Linked DNA regions of Mus musculus: regions 2, 3 and 4 are each linked to region 1. Evidence: chromatin loops called from intact Hi-C (ENCODE). Cell type or tissue: gastrocnemius. All regions are shown on one strand. Links, peaks and the distances in the headings refer to the core of each region. The heading gives the core; the rest is flanking DNA. Region 1 has its middle 14 kb from the start of Bcl2l10. Region 2 overlaps Tmod3 (tropomodulin 3). Region 3 holds the start of Leo1 (Leo1, Paf1/RNA polymerase II complex component). Region 4 overlaps Tmod2 (tropomodulin 2).

What was found. Hi-C counts contacts between places; a loop is a spot of excess contacts. Peaks named below come from ENCODE experiments on the same cell type or tissue, not always from the same donor. Only the 100,000 strongest peaks of a DNase experiment are listed, where the experiment ranks them.
Region 2: it touches region 1 in a loop (7-fold over the local background); 9 of 42 quality-filtered maps call a loop at or near these places.
Region 3: it touches region 1 in a loop (6-fold over the local background); 27 of 42 quality-filtered maps call a loop at or near these places.
Region 4: a loop joins it to region 1, with 5 times the contacts of the local background. A loop is called at or near these places in 6 of 42 quality-filtered maps.

What each region holds. Positions count from the first base shown.
Region 1 is chr9:75,358,904-75,364,724 of GRCm38, forward strand. No RefSeq gene overlaps it. Among named protein-coding and RNA genes, the nearest start is that of Bcl2l10, 14 kb to the left of the region's middle. In gastrocnemius, for the core only: a CTCF peak has its summit at 2,982 (motif pointing right); a DNase peak (open chromatin) is centred at 2,988; H3K27ac peaks cover 311 bases.
Region 2 is chr9:75,512,904-75,518,724 of GRCm38, forward strand. It overlaps Tmod3 (tropomodulin 3), which reads right to left. Exons shown (of 10, transcript NM_016963.2): 4 at 3,570-3,692; 5 at 2,264-2,353. Among named protein-coding and RNA genes, the nearest start is that of Tmod3, 44 kb to the right of the region's middle. In gastrocnemius, for the core only: no CTCF peak of the experiment used is centred there; a DNase peak (open chromatin) is centred at 2,750.
Region 3 is chr9:75,439,253-75,445,073 of GRCm38, forward strand. It overlaps Leo1 (Leo1, Paf1/RNA polymerase II complex component), which reads left to right and starts at 2,272. Exons shown (of 12, transcript NM_001039522.1): 1 at 2,272-2,383. The coding sequence starts at 2,326. In gastrocnemius, for the core only: a CTCF peak has its summit at 2,510; a DNase peak (open chromatin) is centred at 2,236; H3K4me3 peaks cover 1,803 bases; H3K27ac peaks cover 1,644 bases.
Region 4 is chr9:75,579,047-75,584,867 of GRCm38, forward strand. It overlaps Tmod2 (tropomodulin 2), which reads right to left. Exons shown (of 10, transcript NM_016711.3): 7 at 2,784-2,891. Among named protein-coding and RNA genes, the nearest start is that of Tmod3, 22 kb to the left of the region's middle. In gastrocnemius, for the core only: a CTCF peak has its summit at 3,156 (motif pointing left); no DNase peak of the experiment used is centred there; H3K27ac peaks cover 732 bases.

The DNA of each region.
Region 1 (5,821 bases), core at 386-5,385:
TACAACCATCAGTAACTCCAGTTCTAGGGGATCCTAGAACTGCTTCCATAGGCACACATGATGCAGAAACATACATACAGTTGAGACACTCATACACATAAGATAATTTTGGCTGGGTATGATGGTGCATATCTTTAATCCCAGCTCTTGTGTGGCAGAGACAGACAGACTTCTGTTGAGTTTGAGGTTAGCCTGGTCTACATAGCAAGTTCTGGGCTAGCCAAGGCTACATAGTAAGACACCCCTCCTCCCCATCTCAAAAATATATAGCATTTGGGATCCTGGCTCATGAGATGATGCCATCCGCATGCATGATGGAAACACGGTCATCGACATCCCCAGAGCTGTCGCCTAGGCAACTCCAAATCCAGTCAAGTTGACAGTGAAGATTAACCAGCAGGCTTATCCGTTTACATTTATATAATAGGTCCTTGCAGTTTGATTTTATGATTCAAAATTCTTTATGCTCAAACTTTTTCTTAAAATATTATTTATTTATTTATTTTTATGTATGTGAGTACACTGTAGCTATATAAATGGTTGTGAGCTTTCATGTGGTTGTTGGGAATTGAATTTTTAGGACTTCTGCTCGCTTGCTCAATCCCTACTTGCTCCGGCTGAGATTTGAACTCCAGGACCTTCTGAAGAGCAGTCAGTGCTCTTACCCACTAAGCCATCTTTCCAGCCCATGCTCAAACTTATAAACTCCCAGCCTACATAAAAAATTTTTAAAAACATACTTAACACAGTGTGAAGTAGATCCCTGGGGACACTTCAGTCCCATGCTGCCATTTAAAAGTGTGATCAACCTCCATCCCCTGCACGGGATGAAAGTGGGTACAGCGACATCTTACTTTGTCACACTTTATCACGGACAAAATACAAACTTATGAAAAATAGAGGTGACTTGTCACATGCCTTTCATTGTGCTTCAACCGTTGTGAACGTTATGGCCACTCTCAGATTGACTATAGCTTCATTTCTCATTTCTACATAAGCAGCCCAGCTTCTCCTGAAAGCTCCTTGGTGGTTAGAACCATGTGCCATTCTACAGCTTATTGCCGGTGTGACCAGTCCTGCCAGGTTCACACTATAAATCTATGACCCAGACTAGAACCCGCCAGTGTCCCTAGATGGGAACGGCTGCTGGCAACTAGCCGTTCGTTGTTTGAGGTAACAGGCCCATTTTAGAGTTCGCAGGCTCTCTGAGACCTTTGAAGATTCTTAAATACAGTAAGCCCCATTTGGTGTTGTCTTCATTCAGAATAAAGATTCTAAGCAGGATATACAGTATACCAGGCAGAGCGGTCAGCATCTATTTACCCGTTAGCCCACTGCCCTCAAGACACAATTAACTCAGGCAATAAGGAAGGCGGATGGTAGGGAAGGCAGTTAGTACGGTAAAAATGAAAAGCCACAGCACAAGGATGCAGACATGCACTTGGCACAATCTAGGGTCATTTAGGAAGAGGGTATCTCAACTGAGAAGATGCTCCCTCTAGACTAGCCTGTGGGCAAGCCAGTTTTCTTGATGGGTGACTGATGTGTCCAGTTCACTATGGGTGGAGCCAACCAACCCTAGCAAGGAGATTCTGAGTAGCATGAGAAAGCCGGCTGAGCAATCAAGGAGAAGCAGGTCAGAAAGCAGCATCCCTCCAGTCTCTGCTCCAGCTCCTGCCTCCAGGATCCTGCCCTGACTTCCCCCTGTGATAGAATATGACCTGAGAGTTGTAGTTACACTACAACTAAAATAAACCCCTTTCCTTGATTTGTTTATGGTCATGGTGTTTTGTCACAGCAGTAGATGCTCTAAGGCAGGTGAGGGCAAGTTTCAGACCAACTGGGGCAACAGGCTTCCAGGCCATCGGCTCAGTGGTCCATGGAGGAGTCATCTCAACTTTAAACTTGTAGGTTAATGTCGGTGCTGCATTCAGACACCTATGTGAATTGCTTGTATATTTCCTGTATTTCCTTTGAGACTATTTTATTGAGTGCATTGCAAGAGGGTGGTGTACACCTTGCAATAGAGTAGTGTACAGCCAACTTCTTGTATTTTCATAGAAAAAGAACCAAGGGGTTGGAGTGATAACCCAGTCATTAAAGGGCTGGCCTTGCAAGCAGGAGAACCTGAGTTTGTATGCCTGTCATCTCAGCCCTGAGGAGGTGGAGACAGAGGAGCCTTGAGACTTGCAGCCAGTCAGTCTAGTCAAATCAGCAAGGTCCAGGGCAGTGAGAGCCTGCCTTATAAACAAAGTGAGAGGGCAAGGAACATGACCTCTATCTCTGGCACACACACACATATGCATACACATACATATACACACATACAATCATATATATATACATATATATACACATATGAACACAAATACACATATGAATACACATACATACACATACACATGCACATACATTCACATATATATATATATATACATACACAGATATACACACATGTATCTGCATACACATACATTCATATATATACATACATATACAAATACATATACATACATACACATATACACACAGAGACAAAGATACATACATGCACACATATACACAGAAAAACAGATACGCACATAAACATATACAGAAATACAGACACATATACACAAGAGAGAAACACATATGTGCACATACACAGAGACACATACATACATATACACACACCAAGACACACACATACAGAGACAGACACACACATGAGAAAGTAAGAACTGGGGAAAAAAATACACTAAAAATTCCATGCTTGGCTCTGTATAGGGTGGGAATTGTGGTGACTTCTTTATTGACCCTTATCATAATTCACTACAATTGCTAAATTCTATGATGTGAGAAAGCACAGTTTATTATCAGGAACAAGATGATATATATTATTACACATATTAAAACGGTAATCAGCCTTGTGGTCCCCGGAAAGCCTCCCTGCCAGGTGTAGTTTGCCTGGTTTTTTTCAGAACAGACTGTGTTCTTCCACCAGGGGGCGCCTGGCCTTCAAATGGGACAGAGGAGCTGTACAGTGTGAAGGGTGAATCTTGCATAATTGCCGGACACACCTAACTTTAGTAAGAGTGGTTCGAAAGCTTTTGATATCCAATGCCTGTCTCACTGGTTACTAAAAGTATAAAAGCCCATTTTCCCTAAAATCAGTAAAACTACAGCAAGAGTTGGGCCCAGCTAGCCAGGGAGAAGGCAGGTGCCTACCCTTGGAAGGTTAGCAATCTAACCAGAAGAGCCAGCCTCACAGCTACCCTTCCCGGTGTGCACACCTGAGAGATGAGGAGACAGAGGAGACATCTGATACAGGATTACCTCAGGAGAGATGCAGAGGCCAGGGAATTACACTACTGTTAAGCATGGCCTACAGAAAGCCCCAAGAGATGTCTGGGCTCATGGCGCGACACTTGGCCTGTTAGTATCTATGTATGTGGGCAGCTGGAGGCTGGGTAAACACCAACTGTGTGGTAACCACTAGCTTCTTGGCAGTTGTGCAAGAAAAATGGAGTAAGACCTGACCAGAGGACTGGGGGGTAGCCAAACTTATACTATACATAGATGCCATGAGAAGATAGGAAGAGCCACCAAGCCCAGCGTGTCAGAGAGGACTTCCTGCCAGAAGTGGCAATCGAGCTTGTGAAGAAGGGCAGAGGGGAACCTGAAGGGTGAAGAAGCCCAGGCAGAGGGAACACAAGAGAAAATATGGCATCACCTATGAAATCCTTCTGTGTGGATGGAGCCAGGGCTAAGTGCATGGGCAGGCAGACAATGCCGAGGCAAAGATACTTTATCTGAAGGGCATTATGAAGCCCCTGAAGTACCTGCCAATCATAGATACCCAATGAAGTCATCAGTTATCTTTTATGTGGTCCAGTTGTTCTGGTTAGAGGTTTTTTTTTTTTTTTTTTTTTTTTTTGAACTTGATACAAGCTAAGGCCAGTTGAGACAATGCCTCCATCAGATTGGCCTGTGGGCAAGGCTGTGGGGCATTTTCTTGATTAACCTGACCCAAAGTCACACTGTAAGCCTGTGCCTCCTCTGGTCTCTGCATGTAGCTGCCCTGTGTGGCTATCCCGGCCCCTTTCAACGCACTTCCCTCCTGCTCCCAGGCATTCCCATGGCTTTGGAAGCTTTTGTCTTACTTACTAGTCACAAGAGAAAGGGGTGCTTCAGGGGTGAGCATAGGATCACATCTCCAGGGTGTTGAGGCCAGGGGAGACATGTCCAGACCATATCGTGAGCAACTGTGGGAGGGGAGAACATATTGTTCGGGGATAAGCAGAGACATGAGCTGGAGGGCTGAGAGCTGTTGACAGGATAATGTCCTGGATCCCAGCGAGGTTCAGGACTCACTGTTCTCAAGGGCTGAGAGATAGACACTAAAATAAGGTCAAGTCCAAGGTCTGGGAGCACGATGAATCCAGGGAGAGGCAGGAAACGGATAGGCCCAGTGGGGCAAGGGAGACTCCAAAGTCTGGAGACACACCAGAGTAAGAGCAGACCAGAGAAATGGGTGAGGCTTGGTTCCCTGAGCTATGCTGGGCACTGAGTGTGCAAGGATGTGCTCCCAGCCCTGTGAGCAGAGAATGGAGAGTGTGTGGAGGTCTCATGCAGACCTCAGCTCAGCCTGAACAACGATGGTAGGAAAGTCACAGTCCCTGTCCTGGTCCCCTCTTTCCAAACTTCACTTGCCAAGAAGATGAAGAATTTCTCAAGGCTATGGCATGTGGGCCTCTGATAAAGCAAATAGCCTTTATGCCTTGTCAGGAGTAAAGTCAGGAGCAAAACTACCAATGTGTGTGCACGCATTTACAATGGTGAGGAACACTGGATTATTTAGTAAGTAGTGTTAGGACGCCAGGTGCTATCCGGACGCAGGCACAGGGTTTCTCACTCTGTAGACCAGAAATCCACCTGCCCTGCCTCCCAAGTGCTGGAATTAAAGGCCTGCACCACCACTGCCCGGCAACTTCTTTACTCTTAAGAATTTCATTAGCGGGGCTGGAGAGATGACTCAGCAGTTAAGAGCACTGACTGCTCTTCTGAAGGTCCTGAGTTCAGACCCCATGGTGGCTCACAACCGTCCATAACAAGATGTGACACCCTCTTCTGGAGTGTCTAAAAACAGCTACAGTGTACATGTATTTACATATAATAAATAAATAAATCTTTGGGAAAAAAAAGTAGTGTTAGAATTCTTGGTTACCTACCCGCCCTTAGGAACAAACCAAGTCAGAAGTCTGCCTTAGCTTCAGACACAAAAAAAATCAACCTGCTAATAACTAACTGGTTTCAAAACTTCCCACAAAACATCAGGCCCACGCCAGTGAGATTGCTCAGTGGTTAAGGGCTCCTGCTGCCAAGCCTGAAGTTCCATAACCAGAAACCACATAGCGGAGGGAGAAAAACCAACTCCCAAAAGTTGTCCCCTGATTTCCACACACATGCTAGAGCACCCTCTTACACTCTTCTGGACACTCTGCATTGGAGCAAGGGTTACAATTTCTCCATATTCTCTCCAGCACTTGCCTGTCTTCCTACCTATATCCTCCCCACTGGATATAAAACATGAGGTCCTAGTGGCTTTGATGTCTACTTTCCTAGAGGCTCTCTACGCACAGGAGGACTTTCACAGGAATCGGTTGTTTGTATATAATCTTTGGGGAATGAGCGTCCCAGTTCCTTCACTTTCCAATCAGTTTGCTTTTTTAAATTATTATGTTTTGGGATTCATGCTTTAGAAACAGATCTCTTTCGAGACATATGGCTTGCAAATATCCCATCTTGGTAGGGTATCTTTCCATAGAATGAGTTGAGGGAA
Region 2 (5,821 bases), core at 297-5,296, 150 kb after region 1:
TTTCTTCTTTCTCACAAATGAATATTTCTGAAGATAAAAAGTTAAAATCCAAGGGAAACAGCCAAACTACAGAACACTGTAAAAGGGATAAGCATACAAATGTTTGAATGAAGTAGGTCTGCAGACCCCTCACTGCTCCCTCAGAGGACAGTAACAAGCACAATCCCTCTTTCACAGGGCTGCTGTGAGTGTTAGGTGAGACCACCCACACGTGACCGAATGCACAGAGCGAGTCCATAGTAAGAAGTTAGAAAGAGAAAAGAAAGAAAAGAAACCAGCCCTAGGAATAGAGCTACTATTAAAACATTAAGCTGTATGCTGGAGAGATGGCTCAGAGGTAAGAGCACTAGCTGCTCTTGTGGAGGACCTGGGCTTGATTCCCAGCACCCTCGTAGTAGCTCACAACCACTTCCAGTCCTGGGGAAACCAACACCCACTTCTGGCCACCATGGGCGCACTGACATACATATAGACAAAACAGCCATTAAAAAACCCAGAAATGTAAACAGTATTAACTAAAATTCTTAAAAATAAATACATAAATGTCACTAAAAAGACAATTTATGCATAATATGTATACATTTGCATATAAATGGCCAGAATTATAGAACAAGATATATACCAACTTGTTAACAGCTGAGGGGGGTGGTAGGTTACCTAATGCTTTTGAATATAAACATTTACTTCTTTTTAAAAAAATTATTTCTGAGTTCACATGTGTGCTTACTTGAATATATGTATATCACATGTACTCAGGAGCCTATTGGGGACAGAGAAGGGCACCGGATCCCTTGACACTTAAGTTACAGGTGGTTGTGAACCACCATGTAGGTGCTGGGAACCGAACCCTGACCCTCAAACAAAAGCAGTAAACTCTTAACTGCTGAGCCATCTCTCCAGCTCTGAGACATTTACTCTGTAGTGTATTTATGACATACTTAAATGTGTTACAATAGCAAATATTTACCTTGAGTTTTTTTTTTTTTTTAAAACACCCTATATTTAAAAAAAGAAACTTTGTCAGAATTTCCATGCATTCCTTAAAAACTAGCAACATGAAAATAAAATGTCAACAAAAACTAGGTATGGCTGGTCTGGGGCTGTTCAGTGGTGGAAAGTTCATGTACTTTGTTTAAGGTCCTTTGTTGGATCCTCACTGCAAAAACAACTTGTTAAAAAAATGCAAATTTAAAAACCCTAAACTTGTGTAGCTTTTATACTGTTTGTCATTAGTATTTATGTGGCAAAAATGGTTCCCATTACACACTGCCAGGACTCAGGAGGCAGATCTGAGGTTCAAGACCAACTAAGGTTGTCAGGCAGTGGTGGTGCATGCCTTTAATCCCAGCACTTGGGAAGCAGAGGCAGGTGGATTTCTGAGTTCGAGGCCAGCCTGGTCTACAGAGTGAGTTCCAGGACAGCCAGGGCTACACAGAGAAACCCTGTCTCAAAAAAATGAACAAACAAACAAACAAAGACCAGTTAAGGCTACACAGTGAGACCCTGTTTAAAAACAAAAACAAACAAAAACAAACAAAAAGACTAAATTACTAAGTATTCTAAAAACAAAAATTATGAGTACACTATAGCTGTCTTCACACACACCAGAAGAGAATATTGGATCCCATTACAGATGGTTGTGAGCCACCATGTAGTTGCTGGGAATTGAATTCAGGACATCTGGAAGAGCAGTCAGTGTTCTTAATCGCTGAGCCATCTCTCTAGCTCTAAAATTTGATTTTTAAAATATTTATTTTACTTTATATGTATGTGTGTATGCCACATGTGTGGGGGACCTTGGAGGCCTGGAATGGGCACTGGATCCCTGGAGCTGGAGTTACAGGTGACAGTAAGCTAAAAAAGGTAGACTGGACTTCATCTTCCAGAACAATAAGAAGCTAACTAGCTTCCTTCCTTCCTGTTTTCTTTTCTTTTTTTTTGAGACAGGGTTTGTTTGTATATTATTGTCCTGGAGTTCACTTTGTGGACCAGGTTGGCCTCAAACTCAGGATCCACCTGCCTCTGCCTACTGAGTGTCAGGATTAAGGTTGTGCCTTGCTCCCACCACCTGGCTCGGGAAGCATTCTTAATTTTGAGAATATAAACATGAATCACAACACCTGACTAAATCTTAATGGCTTTCTTGGTAGTAATATCTTAACACATGTATATATAATATTTGGATATCTGGCATAATAACTACCAAAGTTAACACATGGAGGAAGCAAAGGATTAGAATCCACAAGGCATTTCAGTTACTCACTGGGAAAACGCTCTTGGTTGACACCGTTACTACTTCCCAGCACATCACAGAACGGTGTGTCTGCAATCAGATTGTGCATCCCAAGAATAGCTGCAGAGACAGAAGAGCGTTAGATTTCCACTTCTACCTGCTCAAAACCTCTTTGTTTTTACATGGGGCCTTGCTGTGTCTCAGGCAGGCCTCTAACTCCTGGGCCAAAGCCTTCCAGGTAGCTGTGACTATAGGTGAGCACAGCACCCAGTTTGCCAACAAAAACTTTAAGTATTTTAACATTCTTCAGACACTTCCCTACTAAACTGAAAATGGACACTACATCCCCAAACAGGAGGAAGGAATGAGGTAGTGGTCAGAAATCACCGACAACCTCTCATCTAGTCTCACCAATCCTTTGTTATTTCCTAGCATCTTTTAAGTTAGACTACAGGGTGAGTGAGGCAGGCTGGCCTTAAAGGAAAACCTGCGCTTAGCTCCACCTGGTGGCTAAGAGAGGAAAGTGAAAAGATGCTCTTACTGTTCACTGTCTAGGGTTGCAGGAACATAACACTATATATACAAAGACAGAGCAGAAGGCCGGGCATGATGGCACATGTGACTACGGTAAGTGCTGTTAAGTTCTTTCATTTAGAATAAAGCGGCATTGGCAGAAGCATTCAAATTCTTTGATATGCTCTCTGATGAGGCTTCTATTTACAAAGCCCCCCAGTGCTCTGCTCCGTAAGGAGTACACCACCTTCTGGAGTTGTGACAACACACGCTCTCTGCCGCCTTCCAAGGTTCTTCCCAGGAACCTCCACTCTACTTTCAAACACGCCATTGGGCTATGGGGTATGAGGGCCTTCCTACACGTCACATATTCACCCAGGAAAACGGGTATTTGCATAGTAAGTGGGGAGAGTGGCCTGGATAAGAAACTGGCCACGGGGATACAGAAGTCTGCAGTGTTCCTTGTCATTCAGCGGAGTTGGGGAAGTGACTACAGATCCTGGTTTCTATTTACTCTCCATAAAGCAGGGCAGAAGGTGACCCCGAAGGCTGTTCCTAGTGCTTAGTCTGCACAGGCTCACAGCTGATGGAAGAGCTTTTGTTGTTGCTAGAAAGACTAAAACACAGCAACATAGGAATGTCATCAAGTAAGACATTTTACCACTATAAAATTTCACCATAGAGTATGTAAAAGAATCCAACTGTTAGATTTATTGTACAGAGCAGGCTTTTGTCTAATGCATGGAGATGGGCCCTGTATTGCCTGCCCCATGCCATTCTCATTCAAACCCCTCCTCCCCAGCACCCCCGCCTTGGGAGATACCTGCAAGGTCGCACAGCTCTGTGTCTGAAGCACTTGTCAAAGCTTCTTCTAACTCTGGGTCGAGGGATATAGTTTCTTCTGTAAGAGTCTGCGCTGGCTTCTGTTTGGGGATAAAAATTTTCCCTGAAAAACAAAAGCATTTGTTACTTATCACTGCTGTCACTAAATCAGTGCCATCTTTGCCCCCTCACACAGGTAAGGCACGTGCAACTGAAATAGACAAGCAGGTCAAAACCAACACCTAACTGGGCAATGGTGACTCATGCCTTTAATCCCAGCACTTGGGAGGCAGAGGCAGGCGGATTTCTGAGTTCGAGGCCAGCCTGGTCTACAAAGTGAGTTCCAGGACAGCCAGGGCTACAAAGAGAAACCCTGTCTAGAAAAAACAAAACAAAACAAAACAAAACAACAACAACAACAAAAACCAACATCTACAGCAATATATTGGCTACACACGCTAGAAAGCAAGAATAACTGAAAAAGCTTCCCATCTCTGAAAATAAAAATGGCTACTTTTGTTTTCAGTTCTGAGATAGAATTTCACTCTGTGGCTCAGGCTGGCCTTGGACCCATAATCCTTTCATTTCAGCCTCCTGAGTGCACAATGCCCAGTTCTTTTGTGGAGAAATTATGAGTTATTTCACAGATTCTGAATCAATATTTAAATGAAGCTGGCTGAGTAATCATTAAAGCACCGGGTACTTAAAGCAGAAAGAATGGCAGTGAGCTCCAAACCAGCCACACAGACACACTACACTACACACACACACACACACACACACTACACACACACACACACACACACACCACACATACACACACACCCGAAATCCTAAAATGTATAAAAATGAAAAAGGCATCCAATTTCTTACTACAAACTGTTAATAGTGACTTGAGGAACAGCAGAGACAATTCTAGATACTCAAGTTCTAATTTAATCGCAGGGAAATGTCTCTATATCCCAAGGGGTGTCCTAAAACTCAACAACTGTTCCTCTGAGGCAAGAACACTGGCTGTGAGGACACAGCTGTGAGGGAGGGAGATGCAAGTAGCACAGGAGTTCAAGGTTACCCTGAGCTTATGAGAGCTCTTATCTCAAAAGAAAGAAAAAACCCCTTATCTCACATCTCTGTCTAAACCTTCCCACCTCTTTATATTATGCTTCTATATGCTTTTCCATTAGATTCCTTGGTTATTTTTTATAATTAAAGATTTACTATTATTATTGATTTTTTTTCTTTGTTTGAGAAAGGTCTCTCTTTGTACCTCTGGCTACCCTGGAACTCACCATGTAGACTAGGCTGACCTTCAACGCACAGAGATGCTCTTGCCTCTGCCTCCTGAGTGCTGAGCCACTTTGAGAACATACCAGGAGCTTCCTTCCTGTCAAGGACTCAGGGATTTTGGAGAAGCTGCATACTTTCCCGTGACCCCTGCCCCTGACACATAGTCCTGACTGAAAGTCTCTAGGGAACAGGCAGCTGTTTTCCACCCCCCACACCTGGCTCTTTGTGCCCTGGAGGATAACTTGACCCTTGCTTACCTCATCTGCTTTCCGCTCTATGGCAGGAGGATGGCCTGGGAAAAGTTGTAGCTCTGCTGCCCTTCCCCCAGTCTCTCCCAGCTGACAGCAAGCCTTGGGGAGTTTTTCCTCTCCACTTTCCTTGTACTCAGTGCCCTCCCCAGCACTAAAGACAGACTCTGTCTCTATTGCTATTATATTATTCACTACATTCAATGCCATAGTTGTGGCTATTTGATTAAAAATTCAGCTATATTTCAAGTGCGCAATAGAAACATCTAGTGTGATGTCTGTGTTAACCAGTACAGCAGATACTAGTCAGTTATGGTTTATTCTGTTGTTTCGGTTCTTATAGCTTAGCTGTGAAGTACCTCAAAAGTTCCTGGACAGAAGTCCTGTCTCCCAGGAGATAGGTAATCCAGTCACTATTAGTGACTGGATCATGAGGGCAGTGACCTAATCCCTAGGTGGATCATGATGCCACATGATGGCACTGGAATGTGGGGTTGGGGGTGGGGTAGAATAAGGAGACTAGTTACAAGCAGGTTACTGAGAGGTCTGGGGAGATACACCCCATTTCTGGCCCCTTCCTGGCTGCCATGTGGCAAACACCTCTGGTCCACAACATGCTCTCACTACGGCGTTCTGCTTCAATCTAGGCTGTCTGTACTGACACTTTCAGGGCAGCGAGCAAATATAAACTTGTAAAGGACAGTCTCACTGTATAGCC
Region 3 (5,821 bases), core at 298-5,297, 80 kb after region 1:
AAACTGCTGATGAATTTTAAGTGATTATTTACATTATGGCCAAGCAGATCATATTGGGTAGGCTATCAACAGCCACAGTCTATTTCCTCCCATTTTTCACACATAAAAAACAGTAATATAGTAGAATATATCTTCTAGCAGTGGTTCTCAACCTCCCTAATGCTTTGACCCTCTAATATAGTTCCTCATGTGTGGTGGCCCCCAACCATAAAATTATTTTGGTTGCTACTTCATAACTTTTTCTTGCTACTATTGTGACTCATAAATATTTTTGGAGAGAAAGATTTGTCAAGGAAGTTGCAACCCACATGTTGAGAACCATATCCATCTTATAGGTATGTTGATCTATAATCCCTTATCTATAATTCTAAAACCAAAAAAGCTTAGAGATAGGCTGGAGAGATGGCTCAGTAGTTAAGAACACTGACTGCTCTTCCAGAGGTCCTGAGTTCAAATCCCAGCATGATACAGTGGCTCACAACCACCTGTAATGAGATCTGACACCCTCTTCTGGTGTGTCTGAAGACAGCTACAGTGTGTGGGACTGGAGCAAGTGGGGAAGGAGCAAGCAGAGGTCCTGATTTCAATTCCCAGCAACCCCATGATGACTCACAACCATCTGTACAGCTACAGTGTACTCATATACATAAAATAAATAATCTTTTTAAAAAAAGCTTAGAAATGGAGACTTGGAGAGATGGCTCTGTGGTTATGAACACTGGCTGGGTTGCACTGGTTGCTCTTCCAGAGGACCCAGGTTTGATTCATAGCACTCACATGGAAGGTAACAGCTGTCTCTAACTCCAGTCCCAGGTAATGTGATTGATGCCCCTTTCTGACATCTTCAGGTACCAGGTATGCATGTGGTGCACAGATATGTATGCAAAGTAAAGCACCCATGCACATTTAAAGAAATAAAATTAAAAATAAATTTATTTTAATAAATGTAATTTAAAGAAGAGATCAGAAATGAGCAAATACTGCCAGAAACTAACCTAATACTACTGAAAGCTTCATCCTTAGTAATCCAGGCTGTCTTTGTGGCCCCAGCTGGCCTCAAATTCTCAGTTGTCTTCCTGCCTCAGCCTCCCATATTGGGATTTCTAGTCCTAAATCTTTTATTTTTCCCCAGTGCAGATTGAATTTGAACCCTCACTCATAATAGGCAAGCTCTGTACAGAGCTACTTTCCATGTGCCTAGAGGCCAAAGGCCGATTTCCAGTGTATTCTTGAAATGCTCTTCACCCCACCAGGCAGCACCTTACTTTTTTTTATTTTTTTTCCCCCAGACAGAATCTCTATGTATAGCCCTGGCTGTCCTGCTGTCCTGGAACTCGCTATGTAGACCAGGCTGGCCTAGACACCACCATCCAGCATCTGTATTTTAAGACAAGGTCCTTTATTGGACCTGAGAGCTGGGATTACAGATGTTGGAAGCCGTGCCTGAGTTTAAGTAGGTGCTGGATTTTCGGAAAACAGATCTTTAGTCTTTAAGGGCAAGTCATTTACCGACAAGCGATCTCACCAGGTCTTTTTTTTTTTTTTTTTTTTTTTTTTTAAAGATTTATTTATTTATTGTATGTAAGTACACTGTAGCTGTCTTCAGACACTCCAGAAGAGGGAGTCAGATCTCATTACAGATGGTTGTTAGCCACCATGTGGTTGCTGGGATTTGAACTCCAGACCTTTGGAAGAGCAGTCGGGTGCTCTTACCCACTGAGCCATCTCACCAGCCCTTTTTTTTTTTTTTTTTTTAAGGGTGGGGGTTCTCAAGGATCCCACGCTGCTCTTGAAGTTGCTATGCAGTTGATGATGAATTTGGGTTTCTGACCCTTTGCTTCTAGAGTGCTGGATTACAGGCGTGCACCACTAACTACTCCAGGCTAGAGCTCTCAATGACTTATTTCTTATTCTTCTGCCACAGGATCTACGTATGTAGACATATGCTGGCTGGCTGGCTGGAACTCGCTTTGTAGACGAACCTGGCCTGGTATTCACAGAGATCTGCCTCCCCAGAGCAGAGCGACCACACCCACCCTCAACTATTTTTAAGAAACCTGGCCGCAGCTGACAGGTCGTAAACAAGTCTGACCCGCATCCCAAGCTCCGCACAGCGTGCGAGCGGGCTAACGGAGTAGCGGGCGAGCGCAGACACCGGGGCGGGGGTGGAGGGGGTGGGGGCGGAGCCAGCCGAGTGCTGGAGAAAACTAGGTCACAAAAGTAAAGTAGGTCTTTGTGCGGCTCTTTACGACACGTCGTGTTTGGACGGGTCTGGCCGTAAAGCAGGCTCGAGCCGAGCAAGCCAAGGCCGCGGACCAAGCTGCTATGGCGGACATGGAGGACCTCTTCGGGAGCGAAGCTGAGAGCGAGGCCGAGCGCAAAGGTGCGGCGGACGGGCGGGCGGGCGGGCGGGCGAGCTCCGCGGATGGGCACATGGGGCGTCGGGTTGCTTTTCGGCCGGAGGCGCGGCGCCGGGCAACGCGAAGTCCCCAAGCTCTTGCCCAGCGCCCCCTGCATGCCCGGCGGTGCCCGCCTCTCCCGGGGAGACCGCCGCGGAGTCAGTGCCTGGAGGATCAGGGACCGGCCTGGACTCCTGGGGGAGCAGAAGGGAGGACGTGTGGCCTGCGCCCCTCCGTGCATACATGGCCAATTGAAAGGGTGGCTGGCAGTGAATGAGTGGAGACATGTTCAACTGCCCATCGGGCGCGGTAACGCCCCGTGTGAAAGGGCGAGTTGATGGGAGAGTGTAGATGCCCCTGAAGGGTCTGGGAGGGATCAGGTTGGAGTTCTACAGAAGGACTACGCACTGGCGATGGGTGCCCTTGGAGAGCCTGTGCGGAAAGCCAGTTTCCTTGTCTGTGATGTAAGAATGGGGAAACTTGTGGAGTGTTTGGAGAGGAGTGACAGGATTTGGTGATGAATGAATGAATGATGGTTCATGGGGGGCATTTCTGGCACAGGTCTACGAATATCTGAATTTGAGATGTGAATAGAAGAATGAGGAAAGATCCGAGATGAACTTCAGAATTCTTGCAGCCCCCCCAGGCCCAAATTAACTTCTATACATGTCATTTTCCTTGCCCCTCCCCCCATTCGTCACCAACTCCAGTTTGTATGTAATTACTCCAGTTGTGGAGGGAGCACTAAGTAAAAGTACAGAGAACTAAACTCTTCCTGTGCCCGGCTTTGCTCATAGTTTATTCTCTGTGTCTTCGAGGCACAATTCTGTGTACACCTTCCCATGTTTTCCATGAAGCGTTTCATTCATTCAGTAAACAAGGATCCCTATCATCTCCTGGCCACCTTGCTAGGGGTTGGGAATGTAATCATGAGAAGACAGGTTCCCGCTCCCCAGCTTAGTGCTTAACGCTTAGTGCTTTTTTGCATCCACTGGTGAAAGCGTCGTTTAGTAAGATGTACCTGTAGTGCTTTCTCATAGCCACCCATAGCTTAGGGAAGTGGAGTGTACAGATGATTGCAGTTCTACGCTTTCTTCCCCTCCCCTTTCTTCCCTTTTAAAAACTTCTTTTAAGGTCATGGCAGTTTTCTTCCATTTTACCATTGAGTTAGTGGACTCTCCAAGACTGACTTTCAGGGTCTGGTGTCCTGTCTTTGACAACTGCTCTTAGTCTTGAAGTTGCTACGGATGTGACAGGGTAGAACTTGGTAGGTCTGCCTGATTGTCTGCTTACCTGCCTGCGTGCCTCCTTCCCTTTCTTTCCCCCTCTTTCTTCTACTGGATCTGCTGTGTATGTTGCCTTTGTTGGCTTTATACTCCCGATTCCACTTCCTCAGTGAGTGCTGGTCTTAGTTAGATGTGTACCTCCACTTCCAGCTAGTACTACTACGTCCTATTTTCTATTTCTGCTATACGTTGATCTTGTGACTTGATGCTATCCTGATGCTGATATGTTTTCTGTCATTGTTTTTGTGGCTCCTTTAGGGTTTTCTACATGTGAAACCATGCCATGGTGATTAGAGATAGTTGTACTGTTTCTTTCTCTTGCCTATTTATTTACCTTGCTATGGCTGGTACTCTCTTTATGATGTCGAATGGGACTTGCAGAAGTAGATATTGTTCTTGACCTCAGAAGGAGTATGTCTAGGTTTCTAGCATTGTTTATGGTTTATAATCATCGACTCTGTAAGGTCTATAATGTCATCCCCACTTGCATTCTTGACTTTAGTAATTTGAGTCTTGCTTTTTTTTTTCTTGTACAGTCTGCCTAATGGTTTAATTTTGTTAATGTTTTTAAAGAATGAACTGTTAGCCAGGCATGATGGTACATCTCTGTAATCCTAAAACTCAAAAGACAATAGGCAGAAGGATTGGCACAAGTTTGAGGCTTGGTCTACATAACCAGTTGCAGGCAGGCCAACTGAGACTACAAGAACTTATTTAATGGAGGAAAAAAAAATCCAACTACTGGTTTTAAACTACTGGTTTTATTGATTATCTACTTTGGGCTTTCTTACTTTCTTTTTGTTTTTGTTTTTTCAAAACAGGGTTTCTCTATGTAGCCCTAGCTGTCCTGGAACTTGCTTTGAACTCAGACTGTCTGCCTCTGTCTCCCTCTGGGATTAAAGGTGTGCACCACCACACCCGGCTCAAGGGTTTGTTTTTGTTTTTTTGACAACTTGATATGTTTAGCTGTGGATTCCTTAAGGTTTTTCAATGTGGCATTAATTAAACTTCTCGGATGTTAGATTCGTTCTATTTGGGTCATTATTTCTTTAGCTATTACCTTCTTCTGTTGGCATATTTGTATTACTATTTGATTGTGTTCTTATACCTCTACCTCCCTTCCAACCCTTCTCCACTTTGGTCCCTTTCCACGCCCTTCCCCCCCCCCCCAGCATTAGGTAGGAGAGAAAGAAGGTGAGAAAGAGGGAAAAGGGGGTGCAGACCTCTGTAGGCGACTTTGTACTGATTAAGGTCATACTGGTCCTTGGATCCATCCGGTCTCTGTCATCAGGATATCTACAACTTCTTCTTTTCATCTCTTTGCTCACTTTGTTCATGATTACTTTACAAACCGCAGCAGCAATCAGGAGCAGCAGCTTTCCCAGAGTGCCCTCTGCTCTCTCGGGGCTCTGTGTCTATACCCTCCCCAGAGTCCCCAGAGTTAAACTATCTGGCAAAAATCACACCCCTCCTAGAGCAGGAGACAATCATGGTTAATGGCTGCAGGCAAACTGAAGCAGCCCCATAGTCCACACCTGGGATTAAACAAAAACATACTCATATGACATAACTGGGGTTTGTAAACAAACCAAAACACTACATTCTTCACTCCATAATGCATATGTGGTGCTCTGATGGGACTGTGTACAATTGTTTTTCTATACTTCTGCTCTGTTTGCTTTTCTCTTCCTGCTGCATTTCGGGTACAGGGACCACTACCTGCTGGTCAAGAAAGTGATCAAGATGAAAGAGGTGATTCAGGACCGCCCAGTAACAAAGAACTGTTGACAGCAGTGAGGAGGAGATGGGGGGGCTCTCATCACAGTGGCGGGGATGTCACTCTGAACCAAGCAGTGCTCCCTGTACCAGAATGTAGGGCTGCTTACTGTTTTATTTCATGTCTAAGAACTAGGCAGTGGTGGGGTCTGAGGTAAAACATGAAGAGTTCTACTTTGTTTATTTAGTTAGTTCAGCTTTTTGAAACAGGGTCTCACTCTGTAGCCTAAGATGGCCTGGGAGTTACTGTGTAGCCCAGGGTGGCCTCCTATTTGAATGAACTGATCCTTTTGCTTCCGCTACCTGGGTTGCTGAGGTTGAGCTAGTGTGCCTGCTTACTGCAAGTCTGCTAAGTTGTCC
Region 4 (5,821 bases), core at 217-5,216, 220 kb after region 1:
GAAAAGCACTCCTGAGCTGAGAGTCACTGGGACAGAATGGACATCCTGTGTGTTGACAGGTGTTAGAGCCGAACGCACAGGGACATAGGCTGATGGAATGGCACACGATGCAACTCAAGGTACATTTATTCAATAGTTGTTCTTCATTGCTGTCTGTTAGTTTTGAGGCAAAGATTCTCTGTGTAGCCCTGGCTATGCTGGAACTATCTGTAGACTAGGCTGGCCTTGAACTCAGATATTCCCCTGCCTCTGTTTCCCAAGTGATGGGATTAGAGACATAGGCCACCATGCTCCGTTTAACACTTGATCTTAAAATTAAATGCACCCATGTTAATCAGAGCATGGGATGGGAGTGCAGCAAGCCTTTCCTCATTGGACACACCAAGCTTTGGCCTTAACTTTCCGTCCCAGAATAAAGAAACTTCAGAGCAATTAGTTCTTTATAAAAACTTGCACAACCTCCTGGCAGGCAGGCAAGATCGTGCCGCTTTATCTTAAACTTCAGAAAAGAAAACACTTTTTCTCAAATGGGACGAAATGGAGCCCATGCAGCCAAACACAACTTGGAGTTATTCACTCTGGTTCACTTCGGTTCAGCAAATATCTGAGCATCTATTCCATGTGCTGGGATAGTAGTGTCAGAAAAACACAGAGGTGGTTCCCTCCATGCTATAGAAATGATTAGAGTAGAAATACATGTCTCAAGATTTGCTTTCTGCACTCTATGGGATTATATAAAACTGTAATTTCCTGGGGCTAGAAAGATGGCTCAGCAGTTCAGAGTACATGCTGATATTGGAGAAGAGCCAAGTTCAACTCCCAGCACCCACCTCAGGCGGCTCACAACCACCTGCAACTCCAGCTCCAGGAGTCCACATACCCTCTTCTGGGCTTCAAGGATGCTGAACTAACTCTCTCTCTCTCTCTCTCTCTCTCTCTCTCTCTCTCTCTCTCTCACACACACACACACACACTTAATTAAAAATTAAAATAATTCTTTTAAATCTAATAAACAGAACCCAACATACATGGTAGTCACAAGAAATGTAGCTACTAAGCCTTAGTAAACCAGCTAGTGGGTTGGAGAGATGGTTCAGTGGTTAAGAGCACTGACTGCTCTTCTAGAGGTCCTGAGTTCAATTCCCAGCAACCACATGGTGGCTCCCAACCATCTGTAATGAAATCCGATGCCCTCTTCTGGTGTGTCTGAAGACAGAGACAGTGTACTCATGAACATAAAATAAATAAGTAATTCTTAAAAAAAAAGGAAGAAAACCAGTAGTAGTTTGAACTGATGAGCTATAAATATAAAACACCCCACAGGTTTCAAAGATGGAATATGAATAAAAGAATGTAGAATACCTCATTACAGTTCTAAGTTATATCTACACGCCCAGACATATCTCTATATACTTTTATTTTTTAGACTTTATTTTTATTTTATGCATATGGGTGTTTTGTCTGAAGGTATGTCTGTGCTTCATGTATGTGACCTCATACAAGGATGAGGTGCCAAGGATGCTGGAAGAGAGCATTAGATTCCCTGGAGCCTGAGTTATAAGCAACTGCGAGTTGTCTGAAGTGGATACTTTGTATCATCTCAGGTCCTCTGGAAAAGCTGCAAGCACTCTTAACCGCTAAGCCTTCTCTCCAGCCCAAGACTGTTACTTTAAATCGAACCACTGTGTCAGGACCTTTGTTTTTCTAGTTTGATTTGAGAGCCAGCGGCTGGTGTTGTAAACTCTCAGGTTGATTCCCGGAGACCCTATCAACAACAGCAGGGCTGTGTGTGTAAATTTAGTGTAATGGAACTAGAACGACCTGGTGGTGATTCTTGGCTCTGTCATTACTTGCCACGCCTGGGATAATCTAACCTCTTACGTTATTGCAGGAACTAACAACAGCACGTATTTGGAGCACTAAGGGATGACTGGGTGAGGTAAGCTTTCAAAGCTTAGCGCTCAGAACTGTAGTCACCGAGTCCCTAGAAGAGTGGCTTAAAATAAGCAAAGCAGACAAGAGGAAGCGGTGATGGCTACGGTGGGGACAGTATTTACTTAGGCTAAGTAGCTTTCTTGTTTGGCTAGATTACCCCAAATGCATAAAAGGACAAAGGTTTGGTTATTACTTTTATTTCCATACTCGCATTAACTGAATGTCAAATGGAATGTTTCACTATTTTTGGTTGTTTACAGTATGCTTGGCTTATTAATGCACATACAGATTAAGACAAAACACACTCTGACGTTTTTATATGTGCCAAGTTCAAGCAAGTTTGGGGGAGGCATCATAATATCTAATGACGGTTACAGAAAGTTACTGTAGGAGGGAAAGTTGCAGAATCGTTTTTCTCAACACAGAACAAACTCTAAATATTTATTTAGTTAAATGCCAAGACGCCTGTCTTGTTTGGAAAGCACAGCGCTGTCAAGAATCCACTTAAACCAATGCGTCTGTAGTGTAGGTTCTTAGCCTGTGCCTCAGGACCGTAAATTTGTTAGATTAAGTTGACCAGATCTAAGACTTTCAATTGATAAAATAAATTATCGAGGAATGGTGATTTCATGCCTGAAATTTTAGCACTAGGCAAGCTGAGGCAAGAGGATTACTGGGAATTCAAGATTAGTCCAAGATCCATGGTGGGTTCAAAATGCAGGCTACACAGCAAGACTCCTATCTCAAAACAACAGAAAGCTAATCTTAAACAATAAGAAAAAAAAACTAAAAATAAAGAGTTGCCAGGGAATTAAATGACGTCATATTGTGTTTCAAGTCTCACTTACAAGGGCCACAGGGTCATTGCTGCGGGTTGCAGCCAGGCTGAACTTCTTCACATGGGTGTTGGTCTCCAGAGACTTTGCAAATTCCTTCAGGGTTGGAATTGGAATGTTCTAAGCACAGAAAACAGGGTTAGTTAGAAACCATTCACACTGCGCTCCCACTCACCCTCAGTTGTTTTCAGTTTTGATTGGACCCAAGGTCTCAATGTCCTAAGCATGCGCTCTGCTACTGAGCTCCACCATCAGCAAGCCCCCTGCAACTTTTGACTATAACCTGTATTTAGATGGCTGATTACACATCTTTAAAAAAAATTTTTTTTAAGTCCATGTGTGATAACTAAGCTATTCTGAGAGAACAGCGCCTCCTAGTGCCCAATAAGGGAATGTAACTCAAAAGATTTTCCTTTTCCCCCCTTCTGCCCTATATCCTAGGGCAGGCTAACAATCATCGTCTCTCACACACATACCCTTCAGATATGCTTTTCTCCTTGGTCTGAAAACACCTGTTGTCGTCTTCTCCACCTCTGAAGAGCCGCCTGAATGATTTCCTCTTTGGTTTATGAGTTCTCCTAGGCAGCTTCACATTTTTCCTTTCCTACAATTCCATCACCACTCGGGGCTAACCACCTATGCTGCCAACATGTGGTCAGTGTTTGTCTCTTACTATAACATCCTCAGTGAACACTGGATGGATCTTAACTGGGTCTCCTGGAACCCAGGCCGGCTTCAATCTGGCCTCAATTTCACCAGGTTGTCAAAGCTCTCCTGAACTCACGGTGATTCCCTGCTTCCACCTCTACAAAGCGAGGTCTCTTGCACACAGCCACATGGAAGTGCCATGCTGGGAGCGGATCCTTTGGACTCAAGGTATGAGCTAATACATGTGTTTGTATTCTTTTCTTTTTATGTTTAGATTTGTTAATTGTATTTTATGAGTGTCTTCCATGCTTGGGTATATATGTGGGCTCTTTCTTACAAATCACATACACAAATCACCTGTCACTGTAGATGTAAGCAGCAAGCAGCAAAGGACAGCACTGGGCATGAGCCTGGCTGCATGATGGCTAAGCTGATCGACCACAGCAACTAAATCTCAACTCTCACTGACGAGCAAGTGAGATCATGAAATTCCAGTAGCCAATGACGTAACACATAATGCACATTCTATAAACATAATATAATCGGGGCTGGAGAGATGGCTCATCAGTGAACAGTACTTTGCTACTCTTGCAGAGGACCTGAATTCAGTTCCTAGCATCCAAGCTGATTAGCTCACAACTGCCTGTAATTCCAGCTCCAGGATCCACTATCGTCCTTGACCTCCCCAGGCAACTTCACTCATGCGCATGTACTCACATAGGACACCTATACACATAGTTAGAAACAGGAGGGATCAGGTCGGGGTGAGGGATGGAGAGAAAGAGTAAGGGGAGAGATAACTGGAACTGGGGGCAATGTGGAAATTGGAAACAGTGGAAACTGTTACAGTGGAAACTTCCTAGAACCTATGAGGGTGACTGTGATGGCTTGTATATGCTTGGCTCAGGGAGTGGCACTATTAGACCGTGTGGCCCTGTTGGAGTAGGTGTGGCCTTGTTGGAGAGGGTGTGGCCTTGCTGGAGTAGGTGTGTCACTGGGAATGGGCTTTAAGACCCTCATCTTAGCTGCCTGGAAGTCAGTATTCTGTTAGCAGCCTTCAGGTGAAGATGTAGAATTCTCAGCTCCTCCTGCACCATGCCTGCCTGGATGCTGCAATGCTCCCCCCTTGATGATAATGGACTGAACCTCTGAACCTGTAAGCCAGCCCCAACTAAATGTGTTTTTCTAAGAGTTGCCTTGGTCATGGTGTCTGTTCACAGCAGTAAACCCCTAACTAAGATAGTGACCCTAGCAAGGACTCACAGTAATGGAGGATACAGAGCCTGAACCAGCCATCTGTAACTAGGCAAGGCTTGCAGTGGTGAGACTGGGACACCAATTCAGCCACAAACCTTTGACCTGTTATAACCTGTCCTGCCTGAAAGATGTGCTGGGGCAATGGTGGCTCAGAGCTTGTGGGAGTGGCCAACTAATGGCTGGTCTAACTTGAGGCCCACACCAGGCGAGGGAGCCGTGCCCAAAACTGCCTAGATAGCCACAAACTGGAAGCTGGATGGCCCAGATCTAGGGTAGAACCAAACATGACTGGCAAGAAAAAAAAAAAAAACAAGCCAGTGAAATGATTTCTAATGATATTCTGTTGTACTCACAGATCACAGCCCAACCTTTATCAGAGAGACAAGAGGCTTTCTCTGGCAGCTGATGGGGGCAGATGCAGAGACAGGGACCCACAGCCAAACATTAAGCAGAGCTTGGGAGACCCCACAGAGGAAAGACTGTAGGAGCCACGGCACCAGGAGAACACGGCCTACAGAATCAACTAAGCAGGGCTGCATGAGAATCTGCGTCAGGCCCTCTGCATATATGCTGTGGTTGTTTAGCTTGAGATTTTTGTGAGATTCCTAACAGTTGGGGGGGGGGTGTCTCTCTGGCTCTTTTTGCCTGCTTGCTGGACCCTTTCCCTCCTCCTGGGTTGCCTCATCCAGCCTTGACATGAGCACTGTGCCTCGTTTTGGTGTGCATCTTGTTATGTCGGGTTCACTTGATAACCCTGGAGGAGCACTCTTTTCTGAAGGGAAATGGAGAGGCAGTAGAGCTGGGAGGGGCAAAGGGAAGGGAGCCTGCAGTCAGGATGTACTGTTCCAGAGAAGAATAAATAAAAAGAAAGAAGAAACAACTCATTAGAGATAGTATTAAATGCTAGGGATGTGCTCAATAGGAACCAACAAAACAAACCTATACCTAATCTTTAGGAGGTAGAGGCTGGAGGATGGAGAGTTTGAAATCAGCCCTGTTGACATATTGAGTCTGAAGAGTTTAAAAGCCAATCTTGGCAACACAGTGAAACCTTGTCTCAAATTAGCCAACCAAGTCATCAGCCAGCCAACTGAAGAGAATGAATAAAGGGGGCCCCAGGCAATCCATATGTGCTCACGCTCCTC